Regions from separate parts of the Homo sapiens genome. Here region 1 is linked to region 2. The links are chromatin contacts, found by Hi-C or POLR2A ChIA-PET in ENCODE. All regions are on one chromosome and are shown on one strand. Each heading gives the region's core, a stretch centred on a gene start or an enhancer-like site at or near the end of the contact. The rest is flanking DNA. Distances are from core to core; before and after follow the strand shown.

Evidence for each region. A loop is a pair of places that touch in the nucleus more often than their neighbours do. ChIA-PET counts read pairs that join two places held with the same protein, here RNA polymerase II (POLR2A). Pooled maps may share reads with other maps.
Region 1: a loop to region 2 is called in a map of Caco-2, with 14 times the contacts of the local background. The contact joins two enhancer-like sites. A Hi-C loop is called at or near these places in 3 of 168 maps with a recorded cell type or tissue (Caco-2, PC-3 and PC-9) and 2 of 50 pooled maps. POLR2A ChIA-PET finds 5 or more read pairs at or near these places in 4 of 52 experiments (GM12878, HCT116, MCF 10A and 1 more).

The regions. Positions count from the first base shown.
Region 1 is chr7:54,875,917-54,879,860 of GRCh38, forward strand. No RefSeq gene overlaps it. Among named protein-coding and RNA genes, the nearest start is that of SEC61G-DT, 120 kb to the left of the region's middle. Within about 2 kb of position 1,960, at least 2 of the 41 ENCODE cell types and tissues checked have a DNase peak (open chromatin) inside an H3K27ac peak, as active enhancers do.
Region 2 is chr7:54,771,860-54,775,528 of GRCh38, forward strand. All of the region lies in intron 1 of SEC61G-DT (SEC61G divergent transcript), which reads left to right. Among named protein-coding and RNA genes, the nearest start is that of SEC61G-DT, 14 kb to the left of the region's middle. RefSeq lists a silencer at 2,393-2,552. Within about 2 kb of position 2,057, at least 7 of the 41 ENCODE cell types and tissues checked have a DNase peak (open chromatin) inside an H3K27ac peak, as active enhancers do.

The DNA of each region.
Region 1 (3,944 bases), core at 710-3,209, 100 kb after region 2:
CAATCTGTAAGTATGACATGGATTACCATTTATTTAGATCGACTTTGATTTCTTTCAGTTATGTTTTGTATTATTGAATGTAGAAGTCTTTTACTTTTTTGTTAAATTTATTCCTAAGTATTTGATTATTTGATGCTATTGTATTAATAAATGAAATTGTTATTAATTAAACCTAATTGCATCTTTGAATCTGAAGTGCATTTCCTGTAGTGAACATAAAGGTGGATTTTGCTATAATCTGAATGTTTTTGTCCCCCCACGAATTCTTATGTTGAAATCCTAACTCCCAAGGTGGTAGTATTAGTAATTGGGGTCTTTTGGAGGTGATTATGTTACATGGGTAAAGCCATCATAAATGGGATTAGTACTCTTTTATAAAGAGGCTGAAGAAAGACTCCTTCTCCCTTCCATCACATGAGGTTATGATGAGAAGACAGCTGTCTATAAAGAAGCAAGCCATCACCAGACACTCTATCTCCTGGCAGCTTCATCCTGGACTATCAAGCCTCCAAAATTGTGAGAAATTTCTGTTGTTTATAAGCCACCCAGTCTATGGTATTTTGTAATAGTATCCCATATGAACTAAGACAGATCTTTCTATATCTGGACTGTCAATCTATGCTTTTGATCAGCATAATTAATCCTTTCACATTTATTTTTATTATTGATAAAACTGTATTTATATCTTACATTTTATCTTTCTTTTTTCTATATTTCTCGTGTCATTTTTATTCTACTTTTTCTCATTTATCGCTTTTTTGCATTAAGTAAATATTTTTCTAGTGTGACTTTTATTTCCTTTAATGAACTTATGCAACTTTTAGTTCCTTTTTATTATATATTTAATTATTTTATGTATGCTGGGCTTACCACATACATCTTAACTTGTCAGAATATCCTTGGGATTTATACTAACTTTATTCTTGTGAGATACAGAAATGATATTTTCTATTTCACAGTGATAAGACATTGTCATTATGCCCTCTACCTTTTCATTTTTATTTTACCTTTTCCTTTCCCTTTACCCCTTTGCCTTTTTTACCTTAGTTCTTTTAGCACATTTTTGTTGTTGTTGTTGTTGTTGTTGAGATGGAGTCTTGCTCTGTTGCCCAGGCTGGAGTGAAGTGGCATGATCTCGGCTCACTGCAACCTCTGCCTCCTGGGTTCAAGCAATTCTCCTGCCTCAGCCTCCCAAGTAGCTGGGATTACAGGTATGTGCCACCACGCCTGGCTAATATTTTTGTATTTTTAGTAGAGATGGGGTTTCACCATTTTGGCCAGACTGATCTCAAACTCCTGACCTTATGATCCGCCTGCCTTGGCCTCCCAAAGTACTGGGATTACAGGCACGAGCCACCATGCCCAGCCCCTTTGAGCACATTTATAATAGCTTCTTTGAGGTCTTTGTCTGCTAAATTTTAAAACAGAACTCTCTCAAAGGCAGTTGGTGTTGCCTGCTTTTTTTCTTGTATATAGATTGATTTCCTTTTTTGCTTTTGCAAATCTTGTGATTTTTTGTTAAAAATATCATTTTAGATACACTATTGTAGCAACAGTGAATAGTCACACACACACACACACACACACACACACACACGCCCCAGTAGAGTTGTTGTTTTTTTTTTTATGTGTTTAGTGACCTTGTTGAACTATTTAAGAAAGTCTATATTTTTGTACTGTGCAATTTCTCAGTCACTCTTCAGAGGATGTGGCCTTGGCCATGTGCATAGTCACCAGGGATAATGGTGAATTTAGCAGGGCTGTTTTTGACTTTCTCCTTCCCAGTCATTCTGTTAAGCTGTCTGCTTGTCTCAGTATTATATCTAGCTATTATTATAGCTTCCATCAATTGCTAGCTGATTATTCCATTGTTTTTGATGATGCCCTTGGGCCTAAATTGCTTCCTATCTTTGAGGCCACTGTTGAGGTTTGTTCCAACCACAGGAGGGCTCTTTTTAGCTGTCTGTTTCCTGGTTTTCTCTGCCAAAGTTCCACCTTGTTTGTAGTGCAGCTTGCTCCTGTCATGGAACTACCAGCCCTCTCTTAATTACTTACAATCACTGCTTACCTCCACTGTTTCCCAGAAAGCCCTTAGGCTCGAATTTCCCTTACTTTCTGTTCCAAATAAAGTCAGTTCCTTAAGTGGAGCTTTCGAGCTTTCTCCTCTTAGGACCAACGTATCTAGTTGGGCAAAACCGTTGTGTCGCTGCTCTGGAGGTAGGGACCAGGATAGTGGCTTACTTCTCTGAGTGGCACCCCTGCTTCGCAAGCAGGGCACTGGATTGAGGCAGCAGCCTCTGGTCTTCTCAACTTGCCTCCTTTTGTGAGGAACCTTTGGCTTTCTAAGCTACAGGTGAGGGCAGTTAGGGCCCCAGTATTCTTGGCCTGCCATACCTGGGGTATGAGTGGGAGCTGGGTGGAGAAAGGAAGCCCCAGACCTCTCATTGTTCTTGCCTCAAACAGAGTCTCTGTAGCACTGAGCTGGTAGCTTGCCCTTCTCATAGAGATACTTCTCATGGAGATACTTAAGGGACTGACTTTATTTGGAACAGTCATACAAGGCCTATGTTCTTGGCCGATGGGAAAGAGCTTTGATCTTGCCTGCATCTATGCAGAGTAGAGCTGTCATTTTGCTGAGCTGGATGGGGAAAGAAAGAACAGGAAGTAGCTCAAATTTCACTGTTCTTAGCAAAATTTGGTAGATTTTCTTAAATAAATGTTTCTTTTTATGCTGTATGCCCATAGAACAAGTTCCAAAGATTTAAAATGTTTGGGTTTCTTTTCTCAGTTTCACCAATTAGGTTGTTTCACTAGGGAGAGGGTACATGTAGGTTATTATGCCAAAATTCTGGAAATTGTCTACCAGTATCATATAATTTTAAACTAAGAATTTCAAAATTAAAGAAGCATATTAATTGCTCTCAATTATAAAACACATATGCAATAATAATTTTGGAGGATTGTATTAAAAATCACAACACTTAGTGCTCTATGACAATGTTCATTCTGCTCATGAATCTGCAATTTGGCAGAACTTCTGCCAAAGAGACTGTTCACTCTTGCTTTATTCCATGTCGACTAGGGTTACTCAAAAGTTAGAACTGAAATAACTTAAGGGCTCACTCATTCATATTTTTGGTGGGTTATACTTGGAAAATTCAAACCGCTGCAGGTTATAGTAGCTAGGGCTTCTTGGATATCGCTATCTTTATGTGGCCTCCCCATGTGGTCTCTCTAGCATGCTTCAGGGTAGCTGATCTTTTATATGTCACCTAAGGGCTTCCAAGGCATGTGTCCTCAGAGACAGGAAAAAGAGGAAACTCTGACTTTTTATGACCTAGCCTTGGAAGTCATAAAGTGTCATTTCTGCTCAAGTCCCAGGCCCACTAGATTCACCCATTTGCCCATTTATCTTGGCATTTCTATTTATAGAGATGAGTAAGCATGATACTCAGAAAAATAAAGAAATTTACCCAAATTATAGACCTAATAAATGAGAGAACAATGATTGAATAACTCTGTCTGGTAATATTCAATAAATGCTATTAAGATACTTGGTCACAACTTTTATATAAAAACAAATTTACACCCTGCGAGCGAGAAACAAAAATTCCTTCTAGGAGATACCAGGAGATAGACAAATCATAGTACGGACAACTCACACATTTCAACAATGTTATGTGATGTGTACACCCCGCTAGTAGAAATGCAATGTTTCAAGGGAGGCTAAGAGATGGAGCAATTTACTCTTCCTTGGGGGTGAGAGGGACTGCCCGGCTGAGAGGTAACATTTGAGCAGAACCTTAGAGGATCTTCAGCGATAGATAGTCTGTAGTTGAGGAAGAGAGGTCAGAGCCCAGGCCCAGAGAGCACAGGGCCACGGAACTGACATGGGGGGTGTGGAGATTCAGGGAAGGCTGGGCACTAAAGCATAACTGTGGGAT
Region 2 (3,669 bases), core at 807-3,306:
AACAGGAGCTAAGAACAGGAACAGAGCTGATGCTGGTACAATTATATATCTGTATGGAAAAAAAAAAAAACTTTAGTATTTCCAACATATGATACACAAAAGTTAACATGAAAAAGATCATGGATGAAAATGCAAAAAGTAAAACTATAAAACTTCTAGGAAAAATGTAGGAGAAAATTTTTGTGATCTCAATGTAGGCAAACATTTTTGAGGTAATAAATCTATAATTTTTTTTTTTTTTTTTTGAGACGGAGTCTCACTCAGTCACCCAGGCTGAAGTGCAGTGGCGCGATCTCGGCTCACTGCAAGCTCCACCTCTCGGGTTCACCCCATTCTCCTGCCTCAGCCTCCCAGGGAGCTGGGACTACAGGCGCCCGCTACCACGCACGGCTAACTTTTTGTATTTTTTTTAGTAGAGACAGGGTTTCACCGTGCTAGCCAGGATGGTCTCAATCTCCTGACCTCATGATCCGCCCGCTTCAGCCTCCCAAAGTGCTGGGATTATAGGCGTGAGCCACTGCGCCCGGCCCACAAATCTGTAACTTTAAAAAATGATAAATTAGACTATCAAAATTTAAAATGTTTGCTCCCCAAAGGATACTATTAATAATATAAAAAGGCAGGTCACAAACTAGGAAAAAAATAACGATATATATATGTGACAAGATACTTTTATAGAGCATCATATATAAAGAAATCTTATGATTCAATAATTAGAAGATAAATAACCCAATTTTATAAAGTGAGAGAAGCAAATGAATTAAACAGACTTTAACCAAAGAATATATACAAATAGCCAATAGCCACATGCAAAGATGCTCAGCATTATTAGTTAGCAGGAAAATGCAAATTAAACTCATCATGAGTCACCTCCACACACCCATTAGAATCAATGTTCAAAAGGATGATCATACCAGATATTGACAAGGACATGGCTCAGCCAGAGCTCTCACTGATTGCCGTGGGAATAGAAAATGGTGTAACTGGCCAGGCGCGGTGGCTCACACCTGTAATCCCAGCACTTTCGGAGGCCGAGGCAGGTGGATCACTTGAGGTCAGGAGTTCAAGATGAGCCTGGCTAACATGATGAAACCCTGTCTCTACCAAAAATACAAAAATTAGCCAGGTGTGGTGGCAGTCACCTGCAATCCCAGCTACTCGGAAGGCTGAGGCAGGAGAATTGCTTGAACCTGGGAGGTGGAGGTTGCAGTGAGGTGAGATCGTGCCACTGCACTCCAGCCTGGGCAACAGAGCAAGACTCCGTCTCAAAAAAAAAAAAAAGAAAAAAAGAAAAAAGAAAATGGTATAACTATTCTAGGAAATACTTTGGCTGTTTTTTTATAGTTAAATATCTACTTACTCTACCAGTAATTTGCTTCTAGGTATTTACCAAGAGAAATGAGAACATTTGTACACATTTGTTACACACATTTGCTCATAGCAATCTTAATAGTCAAAAACTGGAAGCAAGCCAGGTGCCCATCAACAGGAGACTGGGTCAATAAATTGGGGTATATTCATACAAGAGAATAGTACTGAGAAGGAAAAATGAATAAGATACTGTTAGATTTAACAAAATGAATAGATCTCAAAAGTGTTATGTTAAATGGAAAAAGCAAGTATTTACACAGACACAAAAGAGTACATGCTATATAATTCCTTTTAGATGAAATTCTTAAAAGTCAGAACGGACATAAAGCAGATCAGTGGTTGCCTGGACAAGAGCTGGGGTGAGCTTGCCTGTAAATAGGTACAAGGGTACTTTGGGAGGTGATGGAAATCTACATGTTGTGTTGAGGTTGACTGGGTGTATACATTCGCCAAAACCCCTTGAACTGATATAAAGGTGCAGTTTATTGAATATAAACTACACCTCCATGCAGTTTTTTAAGAAGAGTTTATGTGTATTTTCTCCTGTTTGAGCTTTGAAAGAACATTCCAAAGCTCCTAAATGCTTTGGAATCCCAAAGCTCCAAAAATGTTTTCTATTAGAAAACATTTAGAAGTGCTCAAAGTAGCAAAAGATTTGCCTAGTTTTATCGGAAGTATGGAGAAAAGACACAAGATGGCGGTGTTACTCAGAGAAAGCAAAAGTGTATGGCGTCTTTCTCAATAAAGTCTCATTTCACCTGGCAGTTCTTCACGTCATTGACACGATTGTCCTCAGTACTTTCTTCTCCAGGTGCTTATGGGAGTCTTCTCTAATATACTTAATTACTGTCTACACTCAATAACTACGTCACGGATCCTTTAAACATCTCAAGAGCTTTTGTTTTTCTGTTGTTGTTGCAAATAAAAGTGAAAAATGTAAATAGTTTGCAATCCAGTAATCTATTTCGTTATTAGGGAGACTCATGTCTACTGCGGTTTGTTACTCCATAATGGAAGCCCCTGAGAAGTCGCCTTACCTCTGGGAAGAGCGCTTTGCTTCCCAGAGAATCTGATTCGCATTTCAGGCAGTCAGCCACTGGAGGGCAGTGCAGAAGCGTGAATGCCCTCACCTGCTCGGAGGCGGGAAACCCTGCAGCAACTGCGTCTTCTAAGGGAGCCTAGGACCAGGTTATTAGCAGAGGGGAAAAGAAAATGAATCCATTCTGGAAACCATCCGTTTGATTCAGAATGTTTTGTGTAAGACAGTATTTCTTGGGCCAGGCACAGTGGCTCACGCCTGTAATCCCAGCACTTTGGGAGGCCCAGGCGAGCAGATCACTTGAGGTGAGGAGTTCAAGACCAGCCTTGCCAACGTGGTGAAACCCCTTCTCTACTAAAAATACAAAAATTAGCTGGGTGTGGTGGCATGTGCCTGTAATCCCAGCTACCCAGGAAGCTGAGGTAAGAGAATCGCTGGAACCCGGGAGGTGGAGGCTGCAGTGAGCCGAGATCATGCCACTGCACTCCAGCCTGGGCGACAGAGCAAGACTGTCTTTAAAAAAAAAAAAAAAAAAAAATTATTTCTTGGTAATTACAAAGTTGTGTCCATCAGACGAACTCTAGAACTCTACAGATAACTGTGGACTCTAGCCTCCATGTACAGAGCAGCTAAGTGCAGACTGGAGAGAGGGCAGGCAGGGGCCGGCCGAGGGCGGGGTCCTACAGGAGGAGGAGGTGCCGGTGAACCTCCCATTTCCACGACTTGTACTCTTGGGGCAGCCCCTGGTCTGTGCCACGTGGATGGTGAAAGCTCACATGGAGAACATCCCACTGCCTTGAAGAACCAGAGGACAAAGTTTAGGACAACCGCAGTCACTGGCTGGGGGGCGGTGTGGGGCAGGGATCGGGGACTGACAAACAGAAGAGCCGGGAGACAGGGAACCTCAGACCATGAGTAAAGGCTAACTTCCTAGCTGGGCCATGCATGGACCTGACAAGCTTCCCTCGCTAAGGCCCAACCCTGCAGCCCTGATGGCCCTGCTGCCCCACCCAGGTTCCACGCACTGTGGGGAGATAAGCGGAAGCTGGAAGAGGGAAACCCTGGGCTTACAGCCTGGTTCTGCTCCCAACCACTACTGCTAATGTCTTGAGCTTGTTACCAAAGCTCCCTGAGCTTTAGTTTGTTTTCCAGAGAAAAGATGAAACCAGACCTCTCTCCTAGGGCTGCTTTTGAGGACTACCAGGGATAATGTGTGCAAAGCGCCTGACACAGAGGGCTTCACTCTGTCATTAATTTGC